2 separate regions of the Homo sapiens genome follow, and region 1 is linked to region 2. The links are chromatin contacts, found by Hi-C in ENCODE. All regions are on one chromosome and are shown on one strand. The core of a region is the stretch at or near the end of the contact, and the rest is flanking DNA. Distances in the headings are between cores, read along the strand shown. Region 1 overlaps ARHGEF9 (Cdc42 guanine nucleotide exchange factor 9). Region 2 holds the start of AMER1 (APC membrane recruitment protein 1).

Evidence for each region. A loop is a pair of places that touch in the nucleus more often than their neighbours do.
Region 1: a map with no recorded cell type shows a loop between it and region 2 (2.5-fold over the local background). The contact joins the enhancer-like site here to the promoter of AMER1 in region 2. A Hi-C loop is called at or near these places in 2 of 37 single-sample maps with no recorded cell type.

Annotation. Positions count from the first base shown.
Region 1 is chrX:63,655,806-63,660,182 of GRCh38, forward strand. The region is part of intron 7 of ARHGEF9 (Cdc42 guanine nucleotide exchange factor 9); the gene reads right to left. Among named protein-coding and RNA genes, the nearest start is that of ARHGEF9-IT1, 14 kb to the right of the region's middle. Within about 2 kb of position 1,251, at least 4 of the 41 ENCODE cell types and tissues checked have a DNase peak (open chromatin) inside an H3K27ac peak, as active enhancers do.
Region 2 is chrX:64,204,439-64,209,296 of GRCh38, forward strand. AMER1 (APC membrane recruitment protein 1) reads right to left here and starts at 1,270. Exons shown (of 2, transcript NM_152424.4): 1 at 1,132-1,270. LOC112268307 reads left to right here and starts at 1,508. Exons shown (of 4, transcript XM_047442706.1): 1 at 1,508-1,646; 2 at 2,544-2,602. The coding sequence starts at 1,581. RefSeq lists silencers at 377-436, 1,417-1,516 and an enhancer at 1,647-1,806.

The DNA of each region.
Region 1 (4,377 bases), core at 1-2,500, 550 kb before region 2:
CACAGCAGAATGCTAACACTGTCACCGTTTTGAAGTACCAATGGGGGTTGGTTTGTTCTAAATTTGGCCAGGTTATACTAGTAGTCTGACACTGACAGGTTGGTTAACTAGATGCCCAAAGAAAAAGCCTCTGTCTCACCTCGAAAGATCATTTCAGACACCAGAATCAATCCTTGGACGTGTGTGCAAGTCTGCTGATGGGAGGTAGGAAACAGTAAGCCACATAAACACGGCTAGCAAGGGCTTCTCCTTTTCGAAAACATCAGCAAGCCCACTAGAGGTATGAAATGAGCTGGCTGGTTGCCTGGAGTGTGTTCAAATATCTGTGCAGGCCAGTGAGACCTGAACATCAGAGGGGGACTGAGTAGTAAGAGTAGCTAGGAGGCCACAGACTGCTGGCAAAGGATTACCTAGGGGGGGTCTAACACTTAGCACTCTGGGGATTTTTAGAAAAGGCCCAGTCTGCCAAGAGAAATGGAGGTAAAATTAAATAAAGAAGTTCACATATCAACACAGATGAATGTCACAAATCTTATGGAGAAAAACAGAAGTTGTAGATGGATACAAACAGTATGTCGCCTATTTGTTATTGTTGTTTTGCTCTCATAGACACAAAATTGGATTAATCCTAACCCTAGTCCATGAGACACTCATAATTGGTCCATGCATGGCATTTTTATTTCTCTATTTATTCATTTACTTACTTATTTTAATAATATAAAGTACTGGTGAATCTGCCACCAATCCCAAAGTTACAACTCCAAGGCATCCTCCATCCTAAATCCTATGTTCATCATTTCCATGGTTTCCTTTCTATATAGTTTTACCTCATCTGTATCTGTTACCTTGAAAAACATACAAAAAAATGCCACATAATGTTTAAAGATACATATGTATGTAGAAAATTATAAAGAAATAAGTGACAATGATATATGCCACGTTCCAGACAGTACAGAGCAGAAAACGGGGAGGGGCAAGAGAGGAAGGGGAAGAAAAAGAAGCAGAAGAGAGGGTGGGAAGGAAAACTATTTGTAATGAATTATTTCTTAATGCGGATAGTAAACACGTGGGTACTCATTATATTATTTTTATATCTTTTTGAATGTCAAATATTTCATAAGTTAAAAAGGAAAATAGAGGGATGGAAGAAATGACATATAGGCCTATGGAATGTCAGATCTTATAAATATCTTGGAGTGGCCTTTCAGCCCCTCCTCCTCTTGGCGCTGCCCTCAGCCTCCTCTGAGAACACATCCACTGCTGGGAGATGTGGTATGGCTGAGTCAGGTTGAGGAAGGCCCCTATGAGTCCTGTCCTGACAGATATCTTCGGGCCAGCTCTCCCTCCTCTCTGCTTTATCTGCTCTTTCAGTCAGCTGGACAGAGTCAGAAATGCTCATTAATTTTTATTAGCATTTTACAGTTCAATTAAACCATTTCCATTCTACTGAATTGCCTAACTTGACTCACTTCTCAGCTGTGTGCTCCCTATGAAGGATCTTCTTTTGCCCACTCACATTCCCAATCCTAACTCTTCACATTGTGCGGTATACTGAGATTTTCAGTTGGGCTGGGAAAGGCTACCTTGCAGGATTCCCAGCATAGCAAGGTTTCCCAGCATAGCTCTGTCAACCTCAAAGGCCCAGGCTGGAAAATACAGATGTCGTTGAATTGCTTTTGAAAAAATAACAATCATGTTACTTTTTTCCTCCCATAATGATTGTTCATATAAATAAGAAAAGAATATAGATGGATTCTGATCTATTGGTTGTCCCCAGGATCAAGTTCACAGGAGAGGAAGAGTTCAGCTATACAGAGAGGGCCAATGTTGCCCCAAGCCTATTTCAGAACCTGGGTTCCTTTTACCATGTTCAGTGTGCACAAGCTCAATCCTGGCCAAAAGGATAGAGTGATTCCCATACACTGAGTTCCACAATTCTCAGGAACACTTTTTGAGACACATGTATAAAAAGTGGGCCCTATCAGGCTAATCTAAGTACAAAAGCAGGATAAGCTAGGCAGAATGTATGAATGTAATTTATCTCGATCTCAGAAAGGTTTGAATTGTGCCTTACCATACATAATATAATACATACAAACCTGGAAAGCCAGATCTGAACCACACATTCTCACCGGACCACATTGCCTAAAACAGGCAGCCTCAACTTCCTTGTTGCTAACTTCAGTCCGCAGCCTCCTTCCGCTCCGCCCCCATTCCGAGTTGGTGTGTCATAGTCATTGAGAGCTTTCAACACATTTGCTAGTTCCCAAAAATAGAAAGAATATGCATGATCTTGGAGCTACATTAAAAGCATCAATTGAATCTCCTATTGTTTCTTTAGATATGTAAGGATGACAAGAAGCTAGAGAGAATTTCTGCTTCTGTGGTGGGGAAACAGGGCTAGAGAGATGTGTTACTAAAATTATCCCTTTGCCTGTTCTCCCTGGTCCCCCAGAGGGTTAAATGTGAGTTTTCAGGCGCTAGATTTGTCATAAGCCAAATGTAAAGATGTGATAGGAATAATTAAGAATGACCTACTAGTTGAGGAACTCCAATCAGAAAGAGTAGCTAAGACTATAAGCAGTAAGCAGCATGGAACAAAAGAAAGAGCATGATGTAGAGTCTGAAGCCCTGAGTTTGATGCCTTGCTGCCTAACCTACCAGCTGTATGGTTACGGACAAGCCAGTTAACCTCTCTGAGCCCCAATTTCCTCAACTAAGAAATGAAGACAGTTATCCTTACTCTGTAAAATAGCTATAAAGCTCTAATATAAACATGTCATTTCCAGGACATGAGGCCAGACTTGTCCACCAAATACAGCCCTGAGCTTTCTTGCTCCTGGGCCAGTGTTTCATAGTCCTTAAAACCCTCTTTTGATAAACTTAAAGGAAAAACATCTCACTACCTCCTTTAGCTCATTTAAACTTTCCAAATAATTTAAATATTGTGAGTAAAAATAAGTCAAAGCAAGGGTAACTCTGAATATTTTTTCAATTTACATAGCTGCCCCACTGTCCCTGGAAATTCTATACATCCTTTCAGGACAGGGTGGTATTTGTCACCAAAATAACAGATATATATTTGGGGTCACACTAATAGCTGCTCTCTGGCCCAACTATGCTTCCTATTCCAATCTTAGCCTTCGAGGTCAAACTTACACATTCTTATTCCTGAAATAAACTTTCTCTGACTGCTCAAGCTGATGTGGCTCCCCTTCTCCAAATTCTGACACCAATTGTGAAGGCCCTGACATACCACACACTTGGCACTTAGCCACCATGCTGCTCACAGCTTTTAGTTTGCCTGCCCATTAAAGGCTGTGCCCAGCACTCTATCTTCTTTGGTCTTGCTTCACTTAGGGATTGTCCAGAGAAGAGCAGCTGACAAAGCCCCAGAGTTTCCTCTGGTTGTCCTCTGCACATGGCAAGGGGACAAAGTCCTCTTGAACCCTGGTTGCCTGTGGTCTTGTTGGAACCAGGCTGCCCATATGCCACTTGTTAATGGTAGTCTGAGTGCCTTCACAGGGACACGGTGAGCAGGTGCTCAAAACAGATGCTATTTGGATCATCACAACTTTCCTGCCTAATGAAGTTTATCATTTCCAATAAAATGCCAGCCTTCCTCCTTTTTCCTTGTGCTCGTCTGAATTGGGAGACATTAAGGGAGCTAGTTCCTCCTTAGTAAGACATTGCAGGATATTCTCTACAAATGACAGATGCTGCAATCTGGGGAATGTAACTGTTCAGGATTGTAGCCTGCTTCACTTGTTTGTAAATAAGGTCCTCCCTGCCCCTTTATAGAGGGGACCCTAGTTACTCTTCTCTAGCCTTTTCTCTCCAGATCCTAGGGAAGGTACATGGGGTTTGGACTGGATTTATTTCGCTCACTACTATATTCCAGCATCCTAGAATGCATGCTTAATAATTACATCAAAATAATAAGAACAACAATAATAGCAACAGTGACCCCTTAAATAGCATATATTATGTACCATGTACTGTCCTAAATGCTCTGCATTTATTAACCTAAATAATCCTCCAATGTAGGTACTGTTATAACCCCATCTGATGAGGAACTATAGACATAGAGCAGCTAAGAAGCTTTCTCAGGAATAGAATGCTTATACACTGCTGGTGGGAATGTAAATTAGTACAGCCATGATAGAAAGCAGTTTGGATATTTCTTAAATAACTTAAAAAAGAACTACCTTTTGACCCAGCAATCCCATTATCGGGTATGTACCCAAAGGAATATAAATCGTTCTACCACAAAGACACATGCACGCGTATGTTCACTGCAGCACTTTTCACAGTAGCAAATACACGGAGTCAGCCTAAATGATGATCAATGATAGACTGGATAAAGAAAATGTGGTA
Region 2 (4,858 bases), core at 20-2,519:
CACCACCGGGGGAGCCAAGCAAAGTCCAGCGTTCGGGCGGTCACCAGTGTCAGAAGTGTCTCCAGCAGACAATGACAGGGGCCTGGCGGGCTGGGTATGTTAAGTAACTGCGAAGTTGGAGGGTTTGGCCACCTCGCTAGCTCTCCTGTACACAGAGATGGTATGATACGTTCCGTACTACAATGAGGGCTCCTTCGGCCTCTGGCAAGGAAATGCCCCCCAAACACCGTGCCTATTGCTATTTTTAAACGGGAGGCTGGAGAGGAAAACGCGGCCAGTATCCTCCAAGGGAAAAGGAGGTGAGGCGAGGCGAGGCGGGAGACAAAGCGGCCTTGCAGCTCTAACTCAAGGACTAGCTTGCGCCGCTGCTCTAACCCAAGGACCAGCAAGAGCCCGGCTGCCAGCCAGCCTGCCCGACCGCGGGGGCGGGCGCCAGATGCGCCCGGAGGCCCAGGAGGAGGGGCGCGGCTAGTTGGGGCCACAAGGCCAAGGTTCTGAAGGGAAGTGTGCGACTGAGCTCAGCCCACAGGCCCAACTGAGCTCCTCTGGGGAGGGGGCAGTCTGTGGATGTCCCAATCCACGCCAAAGCCGGTCTCCGTCGGGCCCAAGCCAGCACGCCAGCTTGAGTCCGCAGAAAGGAGGGAGAGGCTGGAGATGCACAGGGGAGGGGAGGGGCGGCAGCCAGGCAGCCGGAGAGAGGGGTGAGCGGTACCCGCGTTACACAGCTGTTCCAGCAAATGTGCTACAACAAAGCTGCAGAGCTCCTGGCCTACAAATGCATGGCTTGGGGTGCTGGCTGGCGGCGCCCTTCCCGGGACTGTGCGGCAGCACGTGCGGGCCCATCCCCGCCCCCCCGAAAGCCGGGAGGCTTGGCCCAGGCTAGCCTGCCTTCCTACCCGCCCTCCCCAACCCCCCTCCCCCCAGCCGTGGTCGCTTGTGCCCAGGGGACTCAAGGCCGCTCTGCCTCTCCACCCGACAGTCCGCAAAGCGGGTTCCAAAGGAGAGGGGCGAGCGACCGGGACTCCGACCCGCCTAGTCCTTAGTGCCCTCCTCCAGTCCGTAGGAGCAGAGCACGCGGGAATGCACCCGACCGCGGGCAGGCGGAGGCTCCTGGCTGTACGCAACGCTTACCCAGCCCGGTCAGGTTCCTAGCCCGGTTATTGTCCGCTGAGCCGCCCTGGGCCGGGCTGCAGCCTCGGCTGCCACGGCTGAGAGCGCCGCCACCGCAGCTGCTGCCGCCGTCGCCGCGGCTCCAGTCACCTCCAGCACTGACTCCCCTTCCCCAGGCTTTGGGTAGCTCCCCCATACCCCCTCCCCCAGTACTCCAAGGCCACCGGGTGGGGCATCTGCGTCCTGATTGGCAGGCATATGGCCCAATCGCTATGGTGGGAAGGCGTGCCCCGGCCCGCCCACTGTTTTCCTTGGTGCGTTTCTCTTTAAATGCAAATAAGTGCAGGCGTGGTGTTGGCAGGGGGCGGAGAGGGTGCGGAACCACTGGCTGGGGCTCCCCACTCCCGCCCCCACGCCGGGCTGGTAGTGGCGTGGCTACACCGTGGCCTCAAGGAGCCAGTCCTGCCCGGATGGGGCTCGCCGGATCGGTTTCGGTTTTCACGCACTCCCATTTCTGTGGCCGCTGTGCATTCGCGGTACTGTGCCCTGGCCGCCACCAGGACGTTTATTCCTGAGCTAGAGGCCGGCGGGGAGTAACGAGGCAGAGAGGTTGAGGAATCTGGGAAGACTGCAGAAACCTAAGGGCCGGCCTATCCTTAGTCGTAGAGACAAGGCCCTGCGGATCGCGCCGCCAGGCCACCCAGAGGAGGGACTCACCTGCCAGGAAAGCTAGCTGCAGCGCCTGCGCCCTAACTTCGTCCGCCTCTCTGGCACACCAGTGCCCTTAGAGACCATAGAGGCCAACTTCCACCCGTTACCGACGGGCCCTCTGCTGCCCAGAGTGGGGAAAGTCCCTCCCCACAGTTACCCAGCCTGCCGGCGACAAGGGCCAATTTGGAATCCAGAGCCCCGGGCTCCCTTTCCAGGATTGCTTTCACTTTTCTTCTCTGAGATGATACCTGTTTCCATAGTTTGACCCTCACCCAAATTTCGCACCTTCTATGGAATGTGGAGGGAATCCCCAAGGTCTCCAGAGTCCCCCTTCCCCCATCCTTTGTGAGCCTGGCTTTCGGCAGGCCTTTTTCCTTGAAAAGTCTAAATATTGAGAGGAAAATCTTGTCTGGGCCCAAACCGGAGGTCAGGCTGAGGACAAAGTGAGGAGGCCTGTACCAGCCTTGTCTGCTACTGTGTGTGGGATGTGGCAGGGAGCCCGGCGAACTTGGGTCTCTAGCCTAAGGACATTAAGTGGCATCAGTGGCTGCCAGGGCCAGGTGAGCTGAGGCAGCAAAGAATCTAGTTCCACCACTAGTTCAAGAATATCCAGAAGGCCCAGCCCTAAAACTCTGTGTGTGTCTAAAAAGGGAGGTGGGTGGATTAAAGCTGAGGATAGAGAGAAGGATTAGAGAACAATGCGTGCTATTTTTGCATTGCAGGAGTGTTCTCTGCTGCTTCTGGGTCCTGACAGTCTTGAAAAGATCCAGCTGCTGAACTGGTAAGAGGTGGACTGCTGCCTCTGCATGTGTAGAGCACAGGAACTGACATGGCTGCTAGGGATCTGACTCTAGCTCTACCTCAGACTTGCTGGACACCTTGGCCAATTCATTTTTTTCTCTGGGCCAGGGCATCACCCCACCTCCACAAGGAGAGGGTAAGCATCATCAGGCTCCCTTGATATCTTTGAGATCTGACAGTTCAACTCATTTTTTTCTATAATATTCCATGATCTTCCACGGAATATTATAGAAAATATAGATGTTCCATGACCTTCCATGGCATTCTATACATTGCCAACAAAAATCAATATTGAACATCAGACTCCCATCCTAGTACTGAGTCTAAATAAACGATGAGGAGTAGGGAGCTGCTGCTGGCTCATTATGCAACTTTTTTCCCATCTGGATGGCTGGACTATAAAAGTTTCCCTGGGGCTATGCTTTCCTGCTTTGCAAAGTCCTGATTCTCATTTGTGGGCCTGATTTGGAAGTTTATTTTCTTTTCCAGAATCTCCATTATAGACTTCCTCCCTACCTCGTGCCTCTGGTCACTGCCACTTGCTCACATTTCACTCAGAACCTTGATTCTTTGAATTAGACTAAGATTATGAGAAGGCAGTTTGCAAACCTGGGGTCCAGGGAAACAAAGGGCCAGAGCAGTCTCAGTTGTGGAAGCAGGGAGAGAGGAGGTGTGCAAAGTAGTCAGGTGGCAGGCTTGAAATAGTCCCAGGCACTATTGTGCTGCTCCTGTCACAGGGGCTAGTCTTCTATGCCTTCTGCCCAGCCACCAAACATTCTGTCACACCAGTCAGTTTTTGGAGTGACTAGTGTGGGAGGAACAATTCGTGAGAAATTGAGCTAAACCCAAAAGAAATGGGGCTTCAGGAAAAAAAATATTCTTTGTGATCCTAGAGAACTCCCAGCTGAGCACCCTTCTTTATGGTCCAGATATTACTGAGTCTTGGGAGGATACTGTATGTGTGTATTAAAGGGGAAAAGATGTGGGAGGGGACAACACAGCTTCTTGTTTGCATAGCTCACTTCTCTCCAGGGACGATGTATGGAAAGACCAAGTGTGTGCATAAACTTGCACCTCAAAATGCCTCCTCATAGAGAGAGTACTGTAAGACCCCATTCCACATGCTGACTGACACGTGGTCAACTTGCTTAGTCAAGACAGGCACTGGTTGTGAGGAGCTGGAAATCTTTCTTAAGTTTGTTTACCTGCAAAATGGAGATAATCCTCGTGCTGCCTAGTGTCTTGTGGCTGCGGTGAAAAGCCCATAAGAACAGATGTGTGGGCTGTGTGGAGGCAACTTCATAAACTCAAGTAGACACATCATTACAGGGCACATCATTACAATGCTCATTTCTTTCTTCACCAAGTATTCCATAGTCATTTCCTCTATGCCAGGCCTGTTGATAGTTATTGGGAGAAGCAGTACAGTGTTAACCTTTTTGAGGCACCTGGGTATGGAGTTCTGAGAGGAACTGAAATCTACACTAGAGGTCTGGCAAAGGTGTTCTGGAGCATTGCAGATGAAGAGACTCCTTCTCCCCAGGGTGGCAAGGGGTATCAGAGAAAAGTTCTATGGAGGATAGCTTTGACGGTTGGGTCAAGTCAGAAAAGTAGGGGAAGGATTCCTGCCCAAGCCAAAGCCCATCAGTGAGAGGGTATGGTGGGTTGGGCAAGAGCTACAATTCTGGATGGCTGTGGCTAAGTATTTGTGTGGTGGGGAGAGGAAGAGCTGGACATTAGACTAGAAAGAAAGGCCTGGGGCCAAAGTGTAAAAGACCATGACTGCCTGGGTAAATTGAGGCTCAACTAGCTAAGTTCATCTTTTCCAGGAAAGTGGTATGTTGTAGTGGCTCTGCCACCAGACTGCCTGGGCTGGGATGTGAAGCTTGCCACTTAGGAGCAGTATGATCTGGGCAGGTCAATTTACCTCTCTGAGTCTCAACATTTTTTTCTGCAAAATGAAAATAATAGCACCCATGTCAGAGAATTGTGGTAAGAATTGAGTAGTCCATATGAAGTGGCACAGAGGCTAGTACATAAGATGGTATCAATAAATGTTAGTTACTGATGCTGTTATTATTATTGCTATCCTTCTGATCCAATGTACAGATCTTCAAAGTTATGGAACTGCTAATATGACTTTGAAACCAGTTTTTGTTTTGTTTTTGGTTTTTTTTTTGAGACGGAGTCACGCTCTGTCGCCCGGACTGGAGTGCAGTGGAGCGATCTCGGCTCA